2 separate regions of the Homo sapiens genome follow, and region 2 is linked to region 1. A link is an interaction called in ENCODE POLR2A ChIA-PET data of the cell type or tissue named here. Cell type or tissue: PC-3. All regions are shown on one strand. Each heading gives the region's core, and the rest is flanking DNA. Links, peaks and the distances in the headings are about the cores only.

What was found. ChIA-PET counts read pairs that join two places held together with the same protein. Peaks named below come from ENCODE experiments on the same cell type or tissue, not always from the same donor. Only the 100,000 strongest peaks of a DNase experiment are listed, where the experiment ranks them.
Region 2: POLR2A ChIA-PET joins it to region 1 with 10 read pairs; 3 of 35 experiments call an interaction of 5 or more read pairs at or near these places.

What each region holds. Positions count from the first base shown.
Region 1 is chr1:115,209,640-115,220,385 of GRCh38, reverse strand. No RefSeq gene overlaps it. Among named protein-coding and RNA genes, the nearest start is that of NGF-AS1, 68 kb to the left of the region's middle. In PC-3, for the core only: no CTCF peak of the experiment used is centred there; a DNase peak (open chromatin) is centred at 4,465; H3K4me3 peaks cover 875 bases; H3K27ac peaks cover 2,055 bases.
Region 2 is chr1:115,437,135-115,447,880 of GRCh38, reverse strand. No RefSeq gene overlaps it. Among named protein-coding and RNA genes, the nearest start is that of NGF, 100 kb to the right of the region's middle. In PC-3, for the core only: no CTCF peak of the experiment used is centred there; a DNase peak (open chromatin) is centred at 7,010; H3K27ac peaks cover 1,007 bases.

The DNA.
Region 1 (10,746 bases), core at 3,415-5,914:
CTGGTTTTTAAAGTCTGCCACTTCCCCCACCCCCCCAACCCCGGAAGCAGATGTCCTTCAGTGCCCCAACAGTGCCATGCCAAGTGGCTGCACGAACTCTAGTTGGTGCCCTGAGCTGACAACACAGGCAGGGAGCTTCGGGATCTGTCTGATTCAGAATGGTCTAGCTGGCCAAGATGTAATCTGCTGGATCCAGGCTCATGTTGAGCTCTCCACTGCAGGCTCCTTGTGCAACTGGCCCTGCTCCCCAGTCCACCCTGTACATATTTCCTCCCTTCCCTTAGGAATCACATCTTCGGGCCTCTGACGTTCTGTGCTAAGGAAGAGACAGGCATCATTCCCCTGTTCCCAAATTTGCTAATCGCAAGCAGCAGGGGAGATGGAGATGTTACGCCCCTCTTTGTGGGAGATGAATGCACACACACATAGCTCAGTTCTCCACCCTTGGAAGGCAGGGTTCTTTATTGGCTTGAATTCCCAAAGGAAGTGGCTATTTCTAAACCAGCCTAGGGGATATGAAGATAGCCAACCATTCTTGTTGTCCAAAAGTAGAGCAAGATTATCCAGAAGGTGAGAGGCCGTCTGTGGTTGGTTTGAATACGTTCTTTAAGTTTTACATTGAAGCTGATTCTTTTCCCATACAATTTCCATAATGTTCCTCTTCTTTATTTTTCCACAAAAAACTGTCCTCCTACACTCTACTCTGTGGGTCTCTCAAGGCTTATTAAAATATCTTGAGAGTAAAAAACACAGAACTCTCCCCAAGCACATTATTAGTGCCCAATAACCTGAAACCTGAAACAAAACTGTGAAGTTCAGATTTTCTCCAATGCTCACCCCACCCCTCATCCCCATACTTCGCCTATCTCCCCATCTCGGGGTCCTCCTGAGCCGTCCTGGCAGCCTTGGGCAAGCCACAGTGGCACTACCCACACCTTCCCTTTCTGAGCTATCCCTTACGCTCTAAGTTCATCTCTTACACTAATGCTTAATCTCGCAAACTAGTTCAAATGCATGTGTTAATGGGTGATAATGGGAAATAATAAGAACAATTTATATGTGGATAGAATGAAATACTTTTCAAAGCCTCTTCAAGGCTTTTACATTAATCATTTTATTTAATAATGTTATTACATTGACCCATCAGTCAGACAGGTATTTAGGCTAAAATTTTCTTCTCCATTTTGTGGGTGAGGAAAATGAATTTCTTAGAGTGTATTTGTATGGCGCAAAATCATACAGCAAGAAGGGTGGAGAGCTGAGATTAGACCCTAGCTTTTCTGGAACCTGGTTCCCATACTGTGGATGGACGGTTACTCTTTGCAGCCTGTGTCTTCTTTTGAAAGAGAATAGCTGGAATAGGCAATGCCTTAATTGTCTCACAAAGTAGAGACACGCTAGAACCATTTGGGATACTTGTTCATAGTGCACATTCATGGGAACCACCCCAGACCTACTGAATCTGAATCTCTGAGAGTGGCCTCCACCCAGAAACCTGCAAATTAACATATTTCTAGGATGACTCCTATGCACACTTATGTCTGAGAACCTTTTCCTTAAGTCAAAGAACTAGATTTCTAATGGTGAAAGTTTAGACTTCAAAGAAAGAAATACTAAAAAACTATGTGAGAAACAAACTGTCGTGTTTAATGCCATTCATACTTTCTGAGTGCCCACCTACTATGTATCTGCTCCTTCACCCTGGAGCTGCCAGGCTCTGCCTAAGTATTGTTTCCACAACTCCTACCCCACTCCAAGTCTATTTCTATCCAACCAGGAGCACCCACCTGCAATTTGGAGGAGGGGTCTTGCCCTACGCTTCTTTCTCTTTTCTGTCCTCAGTCTCCATGTTCTGTTTTGCTGGATGCTGTTAAACATAAACCCCAAAAGGAGAAGAAAGTATAAAAGGGTATGAAGAAAACACATTCTTTTTCCTTTCAGAACATTTTTCTCTCACCATCTTGCAAGAATAATATATTATTACCATGGACCAAATCCCCACTGTGGCTATGTCCAGGTACAATTCAAAAACATCTGGATAACTGATTGACTTTTTCTCTTTTCATTTGAATGTACACCATTGTGTACAACCGGTCTGTGAGTTCCCCCATGGGAAATGCCGAGGATGTGAATCCATCCCTCGGCTCTTTAACTAAAGTTGCAAAAACATCAGAAGGGTCTCACCCTTGCAAACACTGAGAGCTTTTCCTGGAAATAGTTCTGCCTTTTGTGTTAACAGATGTCACGGGGCAGTTGGGTCGGAGAGTGTTGTTTTAAAATTCTCAATCTGCCTTGCAAGAGGTTTTTCGTTAGATGGTTCCTGGATAGCACCACACCCTTTTCTCTTTTCAACTTGCACATCACTTCATGTAGCTTTTCTCCTCTAATTCACCTTGAATGTTTGTCATGTGGACCAGAAATCACCCAAAGGCCAGCTCCTCAGATCTGCGATGGCCATGACATGCCATCTGCTGATTTCCCTGGATTGGGCCACGTTTGCCTCCTGAAACTGAGAGTAAGCAGCTTTGTAATTATGCAATATTAGGCACATCTGCCTGACTTCAAACATCTGGCTGAAAAGTGGAGAATGCTTTGAAAATATTAAGATGCTTAGCATCATGGTGACAAAGTTCTACACACTGGACAGAATTTTTTTTAATCAGACCCTTTTTAGGTTGTTGGTTTCAACGCCTCTTTGCATGTTGTTTTGTTGACATTAAGCAGCCTTTCAGGCATGAATTCTTCTGTCCCAAGGAAAGGAAGCAAGCTTCTAGAAGGGAAGCACTGTGTGCCTTCACCCAGATAGGGGACCGAGTCAGCAAGGAGAACTAAGAGAAAAAGAACGCTTCACAGATGTAGCAGAGTGAAAAGACTGAATGCACAGGAGAGTAGAGCCAGAGATTGTGGAATCCTGAAGATAAGCAAGTCTGTGTTTGGCGATGGCCTAGCAATCAGTCCCAAGATTTGGCCAACAACAGCTAACGCGAAACAGAGATAAGTCAGTGGAGCTGACTCCATCAAGAAACTGAGCTGGGAGAGTGCAGGGATGGGTCCGAGTGGATGCCAACATCCCTGAGATGATCACAGCATCTCGGCATGTGCTCAAATCATGGAGAACAGCCACAGATTGTCCACATTGGAGTCACATGATAAATGCAGCGAGGCAGTAAATGGTGTAAGTATGAAAGAGTTGGCTTCCAAAGTGGGCTGTGCTCAGAAGCAGAGTAGATACAAGGATTATCCCAGCCCAGCTCATCATTTGGGCATGCACAGGGAGAGAAGAGGTGCCTCCAGGACTTCCTCACCCTCCTTCACATTACTCCCAGCCAATCCCACTCCCTCATCCCATTGCCTGAGAGGTTCTGGCAAGGCTGTCAATCCTTGTCCCTGTGCTACAGGATCAGTCTCTGTGTGCTGGCTGCAGAAACATTCCAGGGCCTATAGCTCTGTTTAATCAGCATACAGCAGAAGGTGAGAGGGGACAGAAGTGAGAGTCCACCCAAGGAAAGCACCGCAGGAGGAAAGAGAGGCCCCCATGGGAATGGACTCTGAACCTCTGACATCTTGGAGCCAAAGTTAAGTAGCAGTGGAGGAATCAGCTCAAAGAGAGAAATGGTGCTCAGGCAAAAAGAAACCCTTGGATTCACACTGCCCTTGGAAATGGGTCTCCAAAAGCCAAGGCTGAGTGTAACATGACTGATACCCGACAAGCTGGTATCATGGGGAGTGGCAGAAAGAGCACTGGGCTGAGAGTCTGGAAACTGAATTCTTGACCTGACCATCACAAATTTCTTGTGTGACCCTAGGCAAATCAGCCAATGTCTTTGGGGCTTAGTTTCCTCATCAGTAAGAGAAAGGGGTTAGGTGGGCAATCTCTATGGCTTCCTTCAGCTCTGACTTCCAATCCCATCTGGTTCAGGGAGGAGGGAGGTGAGGGAAGTGCAGAGGCACTAGATGATGGGGTATTGCTGCCAAAATCACCCTTTCCCCCTCCCCTGTCCTGCTCTCTCATTGACATGCCCTTTATTATCTTGTTGTTGTTGATGTAGTGTTTTTTCCCACAGAACTCTGTGGGATAGGACAGCAGAGCACAGACAGGGCAGATAGGAAAGGAGGGTGTGAGCGGGAAAGGGGAGAAAGGGCCTCTCCAGCATTTCCCAAGCCCCTGCTCTCCAGGCCGCAGGCTGAGCAAGTGTGCCTTCCAGACTGGGAATCTGAGAAGGCCAAGAACCCTCAGCTTTCCCCTCCCCCAAACTCTGCACCCTTTCACCAATGCTCCCCGTTCCACACCAAGGCACCGATCATTGTTCTCTGCCACATCCTGCTCTCCCCAGACTTCTTTGGGACTGTGGCTCCTTCCTATAAGGCCAAGAAGTGAAGTTGGTAGGATCTGTAAAACACAGTATACTTGTGATATTAGAGACTTTTTGCTAAAGAATGAAATATCTCAAATCAGTGATTTATAGTAACAACTATTTTATTTGCTTTAATTCTGAGTCACTTAGGTGGTTCTGGTCTGGGATGACTTGGCTGTGGCTACATGGTCTAGTATAGAGCTGTCCAATAGAAATATGATACAGACCATGTATGTATTCAAAATTTTCAAGTACCCACATTTTTAAAAATTAAAAGAAACTAGTAAAGTTAATTTTAATAATATTCTAACATTTAACCTGATGTACTCAAAATATTATTTCAATATATAATTAACAGAAAAATTATAAATGAAATATTTGGCATTTGTTTTATCATACAAATTTTCAAAATCCAGTGTGCATTTTATACAATACAGACAGCACATCCGCATGTCGACTACCCACGTTTTAAATGTTTAGTAGCCACCATATTGTGACCTCACGTCTGAGGTCTCTCAGTTGGGATGACTGGCATGGCTGGGATGGCTGAAGCTTCTTGTCATATAGCCTCTAATCCTGCAGGTTTGTTCTCCCATCAATCTTTTATCAGTGCAGGTTTGTTCACATGAAGGGAGAAGAACTCCCAGCAGCAAGATAGTCCCAACGCAGAAGTGCTTTTTAAATGTTTCATGTTTGCTAAAGCTCCATTGGCCAAAGCAAGTCACATGACCAAGCCCCAGCATCTGTGTGAGAGGGGTCTCCCTGAGGCTGTGGTTACCTGGAGGTAACAAAGAGAAGGTCATTTCTCCCAGTGCCCCAGGCCCGGGGGAAACACCCACCATCACCAATGCCGTCCTCTCTCCATCATAGAAAAGTTCAAAACAGAGAAAAGCACAAAAAAGGAAAATTGAAATAATCTGTTAACTCCATCTCCCAGAGATAACTACTGTCAACTTTTGGTTATCTTTCCACTATTTTTTCTGTGTCTGCATACATAGGCATTTTACAAATTTGCAATCAAATTCTACAATACTCATTATTTGCATTTAACAACGTATCCTAACACGTCTCCATGTTATTAAAAATTCTTCTCAGACATGAATTTTAAGTTGATAACATTCTATTGTATAAATGTACCACAGTTTATTTAAATAATCCCTTATTGCTGAATGGCTCTTTCTCATTTTTCACACTTCTAAATAATAAGGAAATGAACAATACTAGTTCACATATTTTCCATTCATTCATGCCTATTTGTGAAGAATAGATTTCTAGAAATAGAATTTCTAGGTCAAAAATATTGCATACTTCATGGTGTCTGATTTACTTTTTCATTCAACAAATAGTTACTAATCATCTATAATGTCCAGACACTCTTAAAGGTGCTAGGGATGCAGAAGTAAACAAAAAAAATCCCACCCTCATGGAGGAGCTTACATTCAGCTCCCTTCAGTAAAGGGAGGCTGCAATAAGCAAAGAAGTAATATATTATCTAGTGGGTTTGAGACTAATAAATGCTATGGGGCAAAACAGATAGGGAATGGGGGTGGGGAGGACCAAGTAGGGGGAGAACTACAGTGTAACTAAGGTAGCCAGGATAGGCTCACTCACATGACATTTGCTTAAAATATATTGTTCAGTTTCTTTCTTCAGGGTATGTAACATTAGGGAAGGGCAGGACCAGTGGGGCAAAGCACTCAAAATGTGACCAAAAAGGCCAGAGTCCAACACATCTCTGTCATTCTGCCATGAGTCATACTATTTGCCTTCACCTGTACATGCCTGTAAAGTTTTAGCTAGACCTCAGGCTGCCAAGCCGAGGGTCCATGGGGGAGAGCTCCCATATTGCTAGCCCCAGAGGTACACACACTGTGGTACCCATGTAACTCCTGATGACAAACACAGTGAGGGAGATGTTGTGGGGGCAGTAGGGTCTTTGAGAATTTTTCCCATAGGCCAACTCTCAGTCTCCTAGGAGTAGACTCAGCTCTTTAGTCAAATGTTCCTTCTGATTGGCCAGAAATCCCCCAGCAGCTGCAATCAGTTCCTTTTCTTTTTCAGAAAGCTCAGGCCACAAATACAGAACCTCTTCTACAATCATATCAAAGTGTTTGGAAACACTGAACATTGAGTATATGTTTGTCAAATAAGTGCATGAAGATTAAATAAATGAGCAAATTATTTGACTTAATTAAAGACAAACTTTTATTTAAGGAAGATGAAGAAGGCTTCACTATTCACACAGCAAGCCCTTGACATCCTGGAGACAGAGTGAGAGACAGTCGATAGTGGTCCCGTGAAAAGAGACCTGAGGTCTAGCTGTAACTCTCTCACGAACTAGGTTTGTGTCCTTGAATGCAACATTAATCTCTGAAATTGTCACCTTTTTTCTGGACATATAAAAAAGAACAGTGTACATCTCTACCTCTGAGGGCTGGGTCATAGAAGACACCTAGAAAAATCTCCCAGAAACCATTCTTTGCGGCTACACACAAAAGCATTCATATGATATGCCTATTCTGTGTCATGCATTGTTCTAGGTGTTGAGGAAAACTGTTCTGGGTGTTGGAGACAAATAAGAAAAATCAGTCCAAATCTACATTCTACAGGGGGAAGTAAATATTAAGTGCATGAATACAACCAGCTATCAGTACGTACTATAAAGAAAAATTAGGAAAATGGTGATGATGTCATAGAAAATAACTGAGTTTTCCTTTAAGTTGGGTGATCAGGAAAGCCTTTTCTGAGGAAGTGACACTTAAGATCTAAGGCCAAGCAGGAGCCAGGCATGCAACAATCAGAGGCAAGGGGAGTAACACCCGTCTTGAGACAGGAATGATATTGGCTTGGCATGTTCAAGAAAGAGAGAGGATGGCCAGAGTAGCTGGCGTGGTGGGGAATGTAAGATTGGTGTGAGATGAGGGGCAAATAAGGAAGTCACGTAGGAGTTCTGATTTTAACCTAAAAGCCATTGAAGGGTCAAGCCATTGAAGAGCTTTGGGTAAGAAATTGCATTTTTATTTGATTTGTGTATGGAAAATGGAGAAGGGATTGAAGGGAAGAGTAAAAATAGAAGAATCAGAGAACAGGCTACTACTGCTCTTCTATAATGATCTTGGTAAGAGAGAGAAGAAGGATTAGAGCAGGAGGGGTAGAGAAGAAAGAAGTGCACTGATTTTGTTGTATTTTTCAATAGGATTTCTCATGGATGAGAATTTGGCTTAGGCTAGTGGGTAGGTAGTGGGGTGATTTACAGAAATAGAGAAAACTATGGGAGTAGCTGACTTGGAGGTAAACCTCAAAAGATTTGTTTTGGTCTTGTCAACTTGGAGAAGCATACTAGCTATCCAAGGGAGATGTTGAGTAGACAGTTGGAAATTAGTCCATAATTTCAGGTAGAGGTCAGGTTTGCAAGGCACCATTCTAAGATGGTAGGACATGGCTGTGATTCAGTGTAATCACTTATTAACTCCTCTCGTTAAGTTGTCATTAAAAAAGAATAAGTGGTTATAAGAACAGTAAGGAACACTAACTCAGCTTCATAAAACCAGAATAATCTGCCACTTTCTGAGCAAGTTGCTTCCCCCTCTCTGATCTGCATTTTGTCTGTGAAATGGAGTTTGTGGTATTATCTACCAAGAAACATTGCCCTGAAGCTCAAAGGAGCCAAAATTTGCAAAAGTGCCTACATAGGGAGCTATCTAATGCAATGTAGGCCTTTTTCTTTTTTTCTTTTCTTTTCTTTTTTTTTTATAAACGAAGCCTTGCCCTGTTGCCCAAGCTGAAGTGCAGTGGTGCAGTCTCGGCTCACTGCAACCTCCATCTACCGGGTTCAAGCGACTCTGCTGCCTCAAGGTCTTGAGTAACTGGACTACAGGTGCACGCCACCACACCCGGCTAATTTTTGTATTTTTAGTAGAGACACGGTTTCACTATGTTGGCCAGGCTGGTCTCAAGCTCCTGACCTCATGATCTGCCCAACTTGGCCTCCCAAAGTGCTGGGATTACAGGTGTGAGCCACCAGGCCCGGCTGGCCTTTTTCAATAAATGGCCATGTATTCAATCTGAAAGGCCTTCTAGAAAATGCAAAGAATAATGTGGGGACCACCCTCAGCAGGAGTCTTCTCCATGCCTCATGGACCTTTCCTTGGCAACTTCGGTAAAGGCGAAATCACAGTGCAGAGCCTCATTTGAATCTGAAACCAGCTGCTTTGTGGGGAAAAATGGTGATAAATTTCTTGACAGCCATGCTATTTGTCAGCCCATAACATATTTTTCACAGATAAACTTGAGCCAAGTAACCAACAGTAGAACTGCATTCTACAAATATTTATTATTGCTTCTGGATGAATTTTTTGTTGTTGTTTTTTTTAATTTTGCTTTTTTTTTTTTTTTTTTAAAGAAAGCATCTGCAAGGAGCCTATTTTGGAGGTTGGCTTGAGTTGTTTTCATGGCTGAGATCCAGGGAGGTTCATAGTAAGGGTTGCTCAAGCTGTAGATAGTAGTTTTGTGGGTTATTTGTTGCCACTTTTAAGTGCCTAAAAGACCTCTTATTCCCATATCTTCCTAATTCAAAAGGAAGCTGCAGGACTCCTGACCACTAATAGTGAATGCAGATCCTCCGAAATCAAAGGGTTGAAGAGGGAAGGGGGAAGGGCTATTACTTCATTCCATGGTCATCTGTTCCCTTCTCATGGGTGGCAATTCCAAACTGGACCTGCTCCAGGATCCTGGTGGGAAAATCTGTAGACGGACTACCACAGCAAACAGCACCCTTGGGGAATGTACTTGTGGTGTTTCTGTCATAAAGGGGCCATTTGCGCTCAAGAGGTTTCCACAGAGGACATCATCCCAGCATAGTGTGTCATGAAGAGGGCACAGGGCCTGCAGTGAGCCACCAGGGCCCCCACACAGATGTGGAAGCAGGGGCCAGCAGGGCTGGAGCAACCTGTAAACAGGAGACTGTGAAATGGCCAGCTCCAGTGGGCACTAAATTCTAGGTGGGTAAATTAAGCCTTCATATGTCACATGACTGGCTCTGCCTGGAAGTACAAACCCCCATTCTGAAGTTGTTGGGAACACTAAAATCTCCCTGGAGCTTCTGTCTGAATGAAGAGAGCTTCCCCTGGAGACTAAAAATAGTGCGTTAGGCTGGAAGGTGCATCTCATCATGGCAGCAAGTAGAGTAATGAGGAATAGGCAGAAATCCAGGAACGAAATCAAAGCCGAGGGGAGTTGAGTCTCAGAGATATGTACTCACCTGTGTGCTCCATTAAATCATAAATCCAGAGAGCAGATTGCATCTGGATTGTTGCCTCTAGGGAACTGAAGCTCAATACATATTTGTTGAATGACTGAATGAAGTTTCCTCAAAGAAGCTCAGTGTCAGATGACAGATCTCTCCCTTTCATTTTACCCAACTTCTTGACATTCCCTGAGGCCAAAGAAGCTCTTCCAGGGCAACGCACATTGCAGAAATGTAAGGTGAGGAATTCTGAGTGAGGAATTTCTTTTCCTTCCGGCATGTGATTGGGTCAGGACCAATCACCATTCACAGGACTGCACAGCAGTAAGACTGCACTTTTGACAGGATATTGGTGAAAGCAAGGCGAAATTGAGGAGGATCTGCTTTATCAAGATGAAGCTCAGATGACTCAGTCATATACATGTGTCAATCGTTATGAATGCATAATACCATTACCACAAAGGTCTTTACTAATAGATTATGGACACATGTCTTTGTAGTAAAACAAGCATGGGAACAAGATACCAAATTTAGAAAAATTATTATCTCTGGGGAGGAGGGGAATTGGAAGATGCACTCAGAAGTTTTCGATTGAACCTTAAATATTTTATCTTTTGTGCGAGCTGGTAGGTACACAGGAGTTTGTTGTATTATTATTTATACTTTTGGTTTACCTATAATATATCAAAATAAAATAGTTTAATACTACATTTAATGTCTATGGATAACCCAAAACAACAGACAACCCTGAGCATATCTGCTTGGATCTGGAACATGCCATTTTTTAACTGTTTTTTATCAAAGTTATACAAGCACATAGTCAACTAGATCAAAGTTTATGAAGTCAAATGGTAGTCCCCAGCCTCCCTGCCCCTGCATTTCTTTCTCCCCACAGCAACCCCTTGCATTTCCTCTTGCTGATTCTTTGGGTTCCTTGGGTATTTACTTCCTACCTCTTAAAATATTTGCTACATTTTTTTCCAGTTTTAGGAATTATCAACTAAGTTTTCACAGTAAAAGGTGAAGTTTGGCTCTTCCCTTGCCCCCATCCCCTGCCCACTCTGCCACATACATTCTTCCCATCCCTTCAACCTCTCAGTATACGTAGATCACAACTTTGATTAGAACAATATTTGGGATGATGAC
Region 2 (10,746 bases), core at 5,506-8,005, 230 kb before region 1:
CTGAGCTTATCATAGGCACACAGTGAAAGGTTATTGAATGTCAAAGGAATGAGTAAACTATAAGAAAATTCCTTCCTACTTTTGTGGTTTCCTATATCACCTTCTCATCAGTAACTTCAATAATTCTCTACAAGTGTCTTTTTTGAATTTCTTTCTTTCTTTTTTTTTTTTTGTATTTTTCTAGCCTGGATGACCTTACCTGAAAGAAGAGGAAACAACCATCAATGTAGTATGAACCCAGGAGCTCTTAAAAGACATAATTCCTTTAAAATAAAATTTGACCAACTGGTTACCTAGAAGCTCCCTGGCCAGAATAACCCACTCTGTATTTCAGGTTTTTACTGCTATTGGGATGCAAATCTGCCTTAAATATCCAACACCATCAGCTGTTAGTATGAATATACCTTCATGGGAATGATGATTGGTAAGGAAGCTTTGCCAGAGGACTCATGGAGCCACACATAGGAGCACTACATGCCCACTCTGGAGACAGGCATGGGAATGAGAAGAGTTGAGATGGGGAGAGGCAAGCAAGTTGGGGTTGGAGATACTCACGAAGCCAGAACCAGGTGACAGGAATAAAGGTAAGCTCATCAGATTGTCTTCCTCTTCTCCCACATCCTTCCAGCATCTGAGCCTATGCCCAGCACTGCCTTTATTAGGGTCTTTAGAGCAGGAAAAGAAGAGCTGGCCACTGTCAACTTTTATTAATAAATGATCTAAAATCTCAACATGGCTTTCTTCCTGACTTTGGCAGTCTCTCTCTCGGCTATATAATATTTAAAATGGGAAGCCAACAAGAATACTGTGTTTTCCCATAATAAGGTGTAAAAGAGATAATCTGGAGTCCTCATGAACGATTAGAGGCTCCTCCAAAGTGATGTTCAATGCTGTGCTCGGGACCGCCATCCCCTCAGAGTGCCTGGCACAGGCAGGCATTGGCTTTGATTACTTCAGACAAGCCATCCTCAAGACCAACAAGCAAGAAAGTGAGAAATGATGTAGACTTGATGTGAATTTTAAGAGGACGTACACACACACATTCCTTCAAGTAAAATTGAAGTCACTATGAAATTATAATTTTGCATATGCATATTTAACTTATAAATCACAACTCTTCTTCTTCTTCTTTTTTTTTTTGAAACAGAGTCTCACTCTGTCACCCAGACTGGAATTCAGTGGCGCAAACTCAGCTCACTGCAGCCCCCACCTCCCAGGTTCAAGCCATCCTCATGCCTCAGCCTGCCGAGTAGCTGGAACTATCGACTTGCACCACTACTTTTTTATAATCTTTGCAATGATCATCTTACACGACTAAAGAGTCCATCTAGAAGTTGCACTATAACTGAATCAGATATTCCTTTATGGTTGACCACTTAGGCTCTCTAAAACATTTTTATAATTATAATTAACTATACAAATTTTTGACTTTATGCAATGAAAAATTTCAAATAGAGAAAATATAATGATGAACCCCCCAAAACTCATTACCTACATTTAACAATAATTAACATTTACAATTTTTGTACTTATTTTTGCCAAGGTGTTTAAAAATATATTACAGATATCATAATATGTCACCACCAAGTACTCCAGTTTGCATCGCTAAACAATAAGGGCATTTAATGCCAACATCAATATCAGTTCTAACAAAGTTAGTATTTATTCCTTAATATCACCTAATACCTGGCCAATATTAGAAGTTGCCAGTAGTCTCTGCAAAGGTCTTCTTACCATTTTTGCTCAAATCTAAACTCAAACAAGGTGCATGAATTGCATTTTGCTGTCATGGCTCTTGAGTCTCTTTTAACTTAGAATCCTCCCTCTGTCCCCAGTCTTTTTCCCTTCCACTGACTTGAGGAAACTGGGTCAGTTTTCAATTAGACTTTTCTGCCTTCTGGATTGCTTCCTGGAGACATTATTAAACATATTCTCCTAATCCTTGCATTTAAATTGACACTTGAATCTTAATCACGTTTTTGGTAAAAACACTTTCTAGGGGACTGTATTTCATATTACATCAGAATGCACCTAATATAAAATTGTTCTACCACATATGACGATAAGATTACTTCATGAGGAACTTTAAATAGTGACACCCTCATCTGTCAATTTTAAAGTTGTATTTATTTTCCCGTTTAGGTTAGCAAATAATCAATTGAGGTAATGTTTTAGCATCCTGCAAATATCCAGCTACCATTCAGTCTTTTCCCTAATGATTTTAGCATCATTACTGGATATCGCCTAAATCAAATATCTCTTAAGGGGTTTTAAAATGTCAGTTTCTATTTCTATCACTTCTATATTTATTTGATGAAATTTTATTGAGATTCTTTTTCTTTCTATATTTATTAATGAGATTATTTTCAAAAGAAGAGCTTTCTTTTATTAACTAGGACTCTTTAGTGACCCTGAATTTTAGGTAATATTGCTGTGTAGGAAACCATCTCAGACTTAATGGTGTAAAATAAGAATTTTATTATGTTTGTGGATTCTGTGGGTGAGGAATTCAGACAGGGCACAATGGGGATCTGTTCTGTGATGTCTGGGCCTCAGCTGGAAAGACTCAAGGGCTACAGTGACTCAACAACTGGACACTTGAATGATCTGGAGGCTCCTTCATGCATAGTCTCTCTTGGGCCAGAATGATTTGAACACTGAGCTCAGCTGAGACTGCTAACCAGAGCTCCTACATGTGGACTATCCATGTGGCTTGGGCTTCCTCACAGCATGGTGGCCTCAGGGGAATTAGACTTTTTTATGTAGAAGCTCAGAACTCCAGAATGAATATCCCAGCAGACATGACAGAAGCTGAATTGCCTTTTATGACCTATCCTCAAAAATCACAAAGAATTACTCTCATCGTAGTCTGTTTGTTACTAGTCAAAACCATCACCAGACTGCCCAGATTCAAGAGGAGGTGACATAGAGCCCACTTCTTGATGGTAGGGTAGAACAGTCACACTGTAAAAGAGCATGTGGGATGGGGAACACTGTGGCCATCTCTGGAAGGTGCAGTCTGCCACATCCTGAAAGGCAGTTCCTACATAACAGGAAAATAAATGTCTGATTCTCTCCATTTAACTGTCAATATTCAGAGTAAGAAACCAGTGAAGTAGATACCCTGAATTGTAACAGATTAGGGTGTTTCTCTAGAGGTGAGTGTGAGGCTTTCTCACTTTTGACTAACATTAGTAACATATTGATTTTTAAAAAATATTTAATGTGCTTCAATTTATTCTTTTTAATACACAGATTGTCCCAACTTTGGCTCATGGGATCCATTGCAAGCTGGCTTCCATGTCTTTTTGATAATATGTCATTAACCTTTGATAGCTTCATTGCTTTCTGGCATAACAACATGAGTCAGGCTCATGTATATTCCCTGCTCTATTCCTGGAATTAGCCATTGCACCTAGGAAGCCCTTCCTATTGATATTTAGAATATTGATATTTAGAATGATATTTAGAAACCAAATCTGAATACTAAGGATGTTCATTAGTACATGGGAGGCTTGGCTTCCATAGCTTTTCCATGGACAGAGCAAAGACAGAGCTTTAAGTTCTTTCTTAAAAAATGTATGTGTATATATATATGTGTGTGTGTGTGTGTGTCTTTATAATTCTAAATGTATACTAATATTTATAATTCAAATTTAAATATTATAGGATTTTACCTAATACATTTGATTTTATATTTTTATGTCTCTTCTTACATTAATTACAATATAAATCTTACACTATAAAACTATCATAGACACAAATAGTTTCAAAATGACAATGCTAATATTACTTCTAACAATGCCAAACAATACAAATTAATATTCCTTTGAAGTTTTTTATTGTTGTTATCCTTGTTTTTTTGGTCTGTCCTTAAGATAAATCACACTAAGCTTGTATAGTAGATGAACTATGTTCAAAGCATACTCAGATAAATTTTGCTTTCTCATGATGCCTTTATTCCATTCTTCTCATCCTTTAGGTAACCATTTTTATTAGATCTTGATTTAGGCTTCCAGCGTTTCTTTTTACAAATATAAGAAATTATTATGTACCTGTATAAACATGTGGATTTATACTCATACTTTCACCTCTCCTTACACAAAAATAGCATATTATTTTTGTTTTTCTGCATCTTGCTTTTTTCACCTAAGAATATATCCTAAAAAGCACTCCACAAAATTTTTTCTCATCTTTTTTGTGGTTACGTATACTCCATTGTGTGGGTTTATGATAGTTTAATCAGTTCCCTGATGATAGAGAGTCAGTCGATTCCAATCCTTTTATTACACATGTTATTTTATATTAGGGCTACTGTAACTTTGGAATAGATTATCAGAGCTAGGAATGCCAGATCCAAGGTCCACGCATGTGTAATTTTGCTTGACGTTGTCAATTCTCTCCATGAGGTCTCTGCTACTTCCTACATTCCTAGGAGCAATGAAGGAGATGCTGATTTCTCATAGTTTTGTCATCAAAACCTGTTATCAAACTTTGGGGCTTTTACCAATCTGATAGGTGAGAAATGGTATCTTGGTGTACTATCAGTTTGCATTTCTCTAATTATAAGTGTGCTTGAGCAACTTTAATATGTTTAAAGACCATTTTATTTCATTTTATGAGTCCCGTCTGTTCATGTCTTTGGCTAATTCTTCTGTTAGGTTGTGGGTCCTTTTTTCAATATCTGGGAATGCTGTTTTGCCATGCATTTTTTTCCTTTTGATGTTGTTGAATTTATCAATATTTCCTTTTATTAAAGATGTAGATTTTTCTCATTCTCAGGTTATGGGAATTTGTGCATATTTCTCCACTATTTATACTGATAAGGAGTTTGACTATCCCCCTATATATGAAAAAACGTTCCCTATTATAAATAACATGCTTATAAACATCATTTTTCATAACTTTTTTCTTTAATCCTATTTTTCATATTGTTTCCTTAGGATAGAGGCCAGTAATGCAATTTCTTGGTCAAAGGGTAAAAAACATTTTCAAGATCTTGATACATAATGCCAAATAATCAAAAAGTTTTAATACCCTAGTAGGTTTAATGAACACATTCTAAGCCTCGAATATTGACAAAATGTCAAATCTGCTTGTCAGTTTTCATAGAGCTTGCCGTGTAATTATATAGAAATTCCCTGAGGAGCACACGTGAAACCAGAATGTCCCTATACATTACCAGCCACGATTTAATCCTATATTGTTGTTGACTCATTTCCCTTCATACTACTAAGTTCTTGTGTGAAAGCCTCCCCAGTTATTTGGGGGTTCACCAAGTGTCCTCTGAGGTGCAAGGGTTCTTCCTCTCTAGCTCCCTTGTACATGTCCGTTGCCCGTGTGTCCCTGGAGAGGTACCTTATCATTGCCACTGGGGCAGATGTCCTCCATGGGATTAATATCTGAAAGAGCAGAGGAACTGAAAACAAAACCCAAACAAGCTGCTGCATTTAAAACTCTGTCAGATCTGGAGACAGGAGCAGCGTAACAGACAGTGCCACTCTGAAGGGAGAAGACATCCATCTTCACCTCACCTCCAACCATTTCCCAGCATTGGTCCTGAGGTGTCCACCACTTTAGACAGGAGTGCCCAGTGCAGGAGCATTCAGGCCCAGAAGGGCACTTGGGAATGAGTTTGGGGGGACAAGAGGATCTGACCTATGTATGTGGATGCGATAGGCCAGTGAAACTTTAGTTATTACTATGACTGTGACATTATTCATACCCACTACCCACAGACTAGCCTAGAAACATTTGATTTCAGTATTTCATTCAACAGAAGTTTGTTTTCTGTTTGTTTTTAAGCACTTACTATGTCAGTTGCTGAATATAGACTTACATTGAACCAAATCTGCTTCCATATAAGCTACCCTTGGTGCTCCTAGCTCTGCCCTGCCCCCACAGCCTCTCTGAAAAGTTTTTGGTAAAAATCCCTGTATCCGTCAGATTCCTTTATTGCAAAATGACAGAAACCCATTTGAAATTGGATTAAGCAAAAGTGGATATGCACTGGCTCATTTAACCGGAAGGTCAGGGAGCAGAGGTAGGGAGGGTTTCAGGTCCAGCTGGATCAAATAATGTCTTCAGTTCTAACCCTCCCCACCCAACTCTTCATTTAGGTTTTCTCTGTATTAATTTTATTCTCAGGAAGAATCTTGCATCAAGATGATAAAAATGGCCCTTGGCAGCTCAAGGACAGAGCCCTTGCTTCCTAGAATCTATGTGTTTTTCTGAACTCTGATTGATCTTGCTTCGGATTATATGCTTACTCCTAACTAGTCACTGTGTGCAGCAATTAGGTACTCTAATTGGCTCTCCTGGGCACATGCCCACCTCATGATAGTGTCCTGTGATTAACAGTCTGTTTGGAGCTTCGCAAACATTTTGACCTCTGTCCCTGCCTTAAAAGTACCAGCTTTCCAGGATCCTGTCCTTGGTAAGCATGGATTCTGTAGACATACTGTCTTGCCTTAAGTTTCAGCTCCATTACTTCCTAACTGTGTGACCTTGGGGAAGTTATTCTGAGCCTTAATTTTCTCATCTGCAAAAGTAGGATAATAATGGTATCTACCTCATAGTGTTATTGTGGAGTTTACCTGAGGAAACATGCAGAGAACACTTAGTGTCTGACACATAGTGCTACATAAGTGTTAAAACATTATTATTATTACCATACCTCCAAGGCCAGCAAAACTTGGCCAAAAACTTAAACTCCATGTGTTTGAAAGAAAATTCAAAAGAAAAAAAAGCAGAGTAGTTCATACTAGTATATAAGCCCTTAAAAATGTCTCATTTAGAGACAACATACTGGAGCCACTTTTACCAGCAGTTCCACAAGGAATTTATCATTGCTGAACAGTTTAAGATCATTAGATAAACTATGTCCTAGTCAGAAAGTGGGGGTTTTATACTTCAGAAAGGATCCCTTCTTATTAAGCAAAGATGAATGGCATTTTCTGCATTTGCAAAAGTATAGATCAGCTTTCTAAAAGACCTCGCATTGCATCTAGCCCTCATCCTGATTAGTCACGGCAGTTAAAAATCTGAGGAAGACAAGCACCCTTTGTGGACTTTCACATTATAGCTCTTTCTCTTGAAGTTTGGTACAACTGTATCAGCTTTGAAATATATAAATCCAATTAAAGTGTGTTTGGCTTTTTAGAAAGCAAAGGGGAGATTAGGCCCCTGAGAGCAGCTTTGTCATTTTATGTTTTTTACCAAACCACTTGACTTTTTGCCACCTCCTTTCTAGAGATTAAGTCGTAGGTCAAGGTGGTGGCTGATCTACAACACAGGTTAAAACCCCAGCTTGAGTTGGAAAGCAAGCTAACTTGGTAACAACCCACATAGACATAGGCACGTGCACCTAGCAAAGCCAATTTCTCCAAAGATGTATTTCAGGAATGAGAAGTTCTTTTTTTTTTTTTGAGATGGAGTCTCACTCTGTTGCCAGTCTGGAGTGCAGTGGTGCGATCTCGGTTCACTGCAACCTCTGTCTCCTGGGTTCCAGCGATTCTCCTGCCTTAGCCTCCTGAGTAGCTGGGACTACAGGCATGTGCCACCATGCCTGGCTAATTTTTGTAATTTTAGTAGAGATGGTGTATTAGTCTATTTTCATGCTGCTGATAAAGACATACCCAAGACTGGGCCATTTACAAAAGAGAGAGATTTATTGGACTTACAATTCCACATGGCTGGGGAGACTTTACAATCATGGCGAGAGGCAAGGAGGAGCAAGGTCACATCTTATTTGGGTGGTAGCAGGCAAAGTCAGAGATTGTGCAGAGAGACTCCCATTTTTAAAACCATAACATCTCAAATGGTATTTCTAGTTCTAGATCCCTAAGGAATCGCCACACTGACTTCCACAATGGTTGAACTAGTTTACAGTCTCACCAACAGTGTAAAAGTGTTCCTATTTCTCCACATCCTCTCCAGCACCTGTTGTTTCCTGACTTTTTAATGATCGCCATTCTAACTTGTGTGAGATGAGATCCCAAAGGATTATAAATCATGCTGCTATAAAGACACATGCACATGTATGTTTATTGCGGCACTATTCATAATAGCAAAGAATTGGAACCAACCCAAATGTCCATCAATGATAGACTGGATTAAGAAAATGTGGCACATATACACCATGGAATACTATGCAGCCATAAAAAAGGATGAGTTCATGTCCTTTGTAGGGACATGGATGAAGCTGGAAACCATCATCCTCAGCAAACTATCACAAGGACAAAAAACCAAACACCGCATGTTCTCACTCATAGGTGGGAATTGAACAATGAGAACACTTGGACACAGGAAGGAGAACATCACACACCAGGGCCTGTTGTGGGGTGAGGGGAGCAGGGAGTGATAGCATTAGGAGATATACCTAATGTAAATGACGTGTTAATGGGTGCAGCACACCAACATGGCACATGTATACATATGCAACAAACCTGCACGTTGTGCACATGTACCCTAGAAATTAAAGTATAATAAATATATATATATATAAACCATAACATCTCATAAGACCCATTCACTATCACAAGAGCAGCACAGGGAAAACCCACCTCATGATTCAATCATCTCCCACCAGGCCCCGCCCACAACAAGTGGGAATTATGGGCGCTACAAGATGAGATTTGGGTGGGGACACAGAGCCAAACCATGTCAGACAGGGTTTCACCATGTTGGCCAGGCTGGTCTCAAACTCCTGACCTCAGGTGATCTGCCTGCCTCAGCCTCCCAAAGTGCTGGGATTACAGGTGTGAGGCACCACACCTGGACAGAAATGAGTAGTTCTTGATAGGATTGGAGGTAGCCAGCTCAGTGTAACTGTTCATTTCTGTCTTCTGAAGTAAAAGCATGAGAAATGCCCATATTCAAACCAGAAACCGAGTATGTTTCCTTTGGTAACATCCCCGAAAACCAGACTTTCACACACCTGACCACACCACACATCTGTCCTTGAATTTCCACTAAGGTATATCAGTAACAATAACCTGAAAAAATTTTCTAAGGAGTGCATTAGAAAATAAGTACTTATCACTTCATGTGAGTCTATTGTGTGAGCAGCCTAATCTCAGCTGCCCAGTATCTTGTACTGCAATCAGTAACTGACCATGAAGAGAGAGATGGAGGAGTCCTGACTGTCTGAGCCCTAAACTGTTTGTCCTCTTGGCCTGGGCACCAGATGTGTGAGTGAGCAAGCCTCAAGGGGATTCTAGTCCCCAACCCTTGAACCACAGCAGTCCATTCTGAGTTGGAGCAGAGATGAGCTGTCTCTTCCAAGGTCATGAACAAAATGAAGTTTGTTGTTATTTTAACATTACTCGAGTAAAACCCAAGCATATCTATGTATATATGACAATTTCCCAGCTACGTCCCACGTAGCAGAGTGATTACTAGAGCTGCTGAACCTGACTGGGGGCTTCGCAGAGGCTCCTGATGTAGTGAAAAATGAAGATGGGTCAGAACAGATTCATAAAAATTATGGTCTATTTTAAACATCATATAATGAATAAATTAATATTTTATTTTAAAAGTATAATTGGATAATGCACAACATAGCCCAAGGATTTATTTAAAAAAAAAAAAATCGCTGGTGATGCCCAAGTGACACAGCTTAATGATCAGACACATACTTTTAAGGTTGTATGAGTAACATCTTGTTCCATCAGTTTCTCTGTGACTGTATAAGCTCATTTGGAAATAACATCCGAAGTCTACGTTTGAGATGAAAGTGAAAAGTTGTGAAAGTGAGTCCTGGCTTGTTGGGCCAGGCCTGTGATAGCACTGAGCTGGATGCTCTGGTCTGCTGCACCGAGTTCCAATGCCTGATCCTCTGACATCAGGTGGCTGCATGGCCCTCAGGAGGAGACCTTCTCTGAAGCAACACCTGCAGCCTTTCGGGCTCTGGGCTTCCTCACCCACCCTCAAACCCAAGAGAGCTGCCCTGCACTGCTCAGTGTCTGGAGAGCTAAAGAGCTTTTTCCCCTCTTGTCTTTTTACTTTCCTAGCCTTACTGCTAGCAGGTCTCAAGAGTTCCATTATAAGCCATTGTTTTCTTTGTTCAGAGCCTTTTAGTCTCTCCTACTGTAAATAACAACAGCGACTAGAACAATTAACATTTGTGCAATTGTGCACATGTACCCTAAAACTTAAAGTATAATAATAAAAAAAGCAGCAACAATAAAGTATAACAGACAAGTCAGCCAGCTTTAACAAAAAAAAAAAAACATTTGTGCAGTGAATTGCAGTTTGCAGAGCACTTTCACAGACATTCTCTTAACTGAGACTCACATCAAATAAGTCATTATTATTCTAAAGTAGTTATTATTATGATTTCAAATTTACAAGCAAGGAACGAGGCTCTGAGAGGTGAAGTGCCTTGTCTGAGATCGAATAACCCGTCAGTGGAGAAGCCTGGAGAGAATGCAGGTGTTCTGAGTCTGACCTTATATTCCGTCCATTCTGTCAGCTGCGCTTCTGTGGGTAGACAGAGCGGCACCTCTGCTTCATACACAAACAATTATGGTGATGATTGTTGTCATTGTTCACCAACTTGGGCTCACTCAGTGTACCTTCATTTTCTTTTCCATGACAATAATTTTGTATTTCCAGAATAGGATTATGCAATGGAAACTTCCGGGAAATTAGATACTTTAAAACTCACTTTACCCATTAGTTTCTATTTTTTATGTTTGAAATAAAATAATAATCTAACATTTACTGTAATTATAACAATAAACA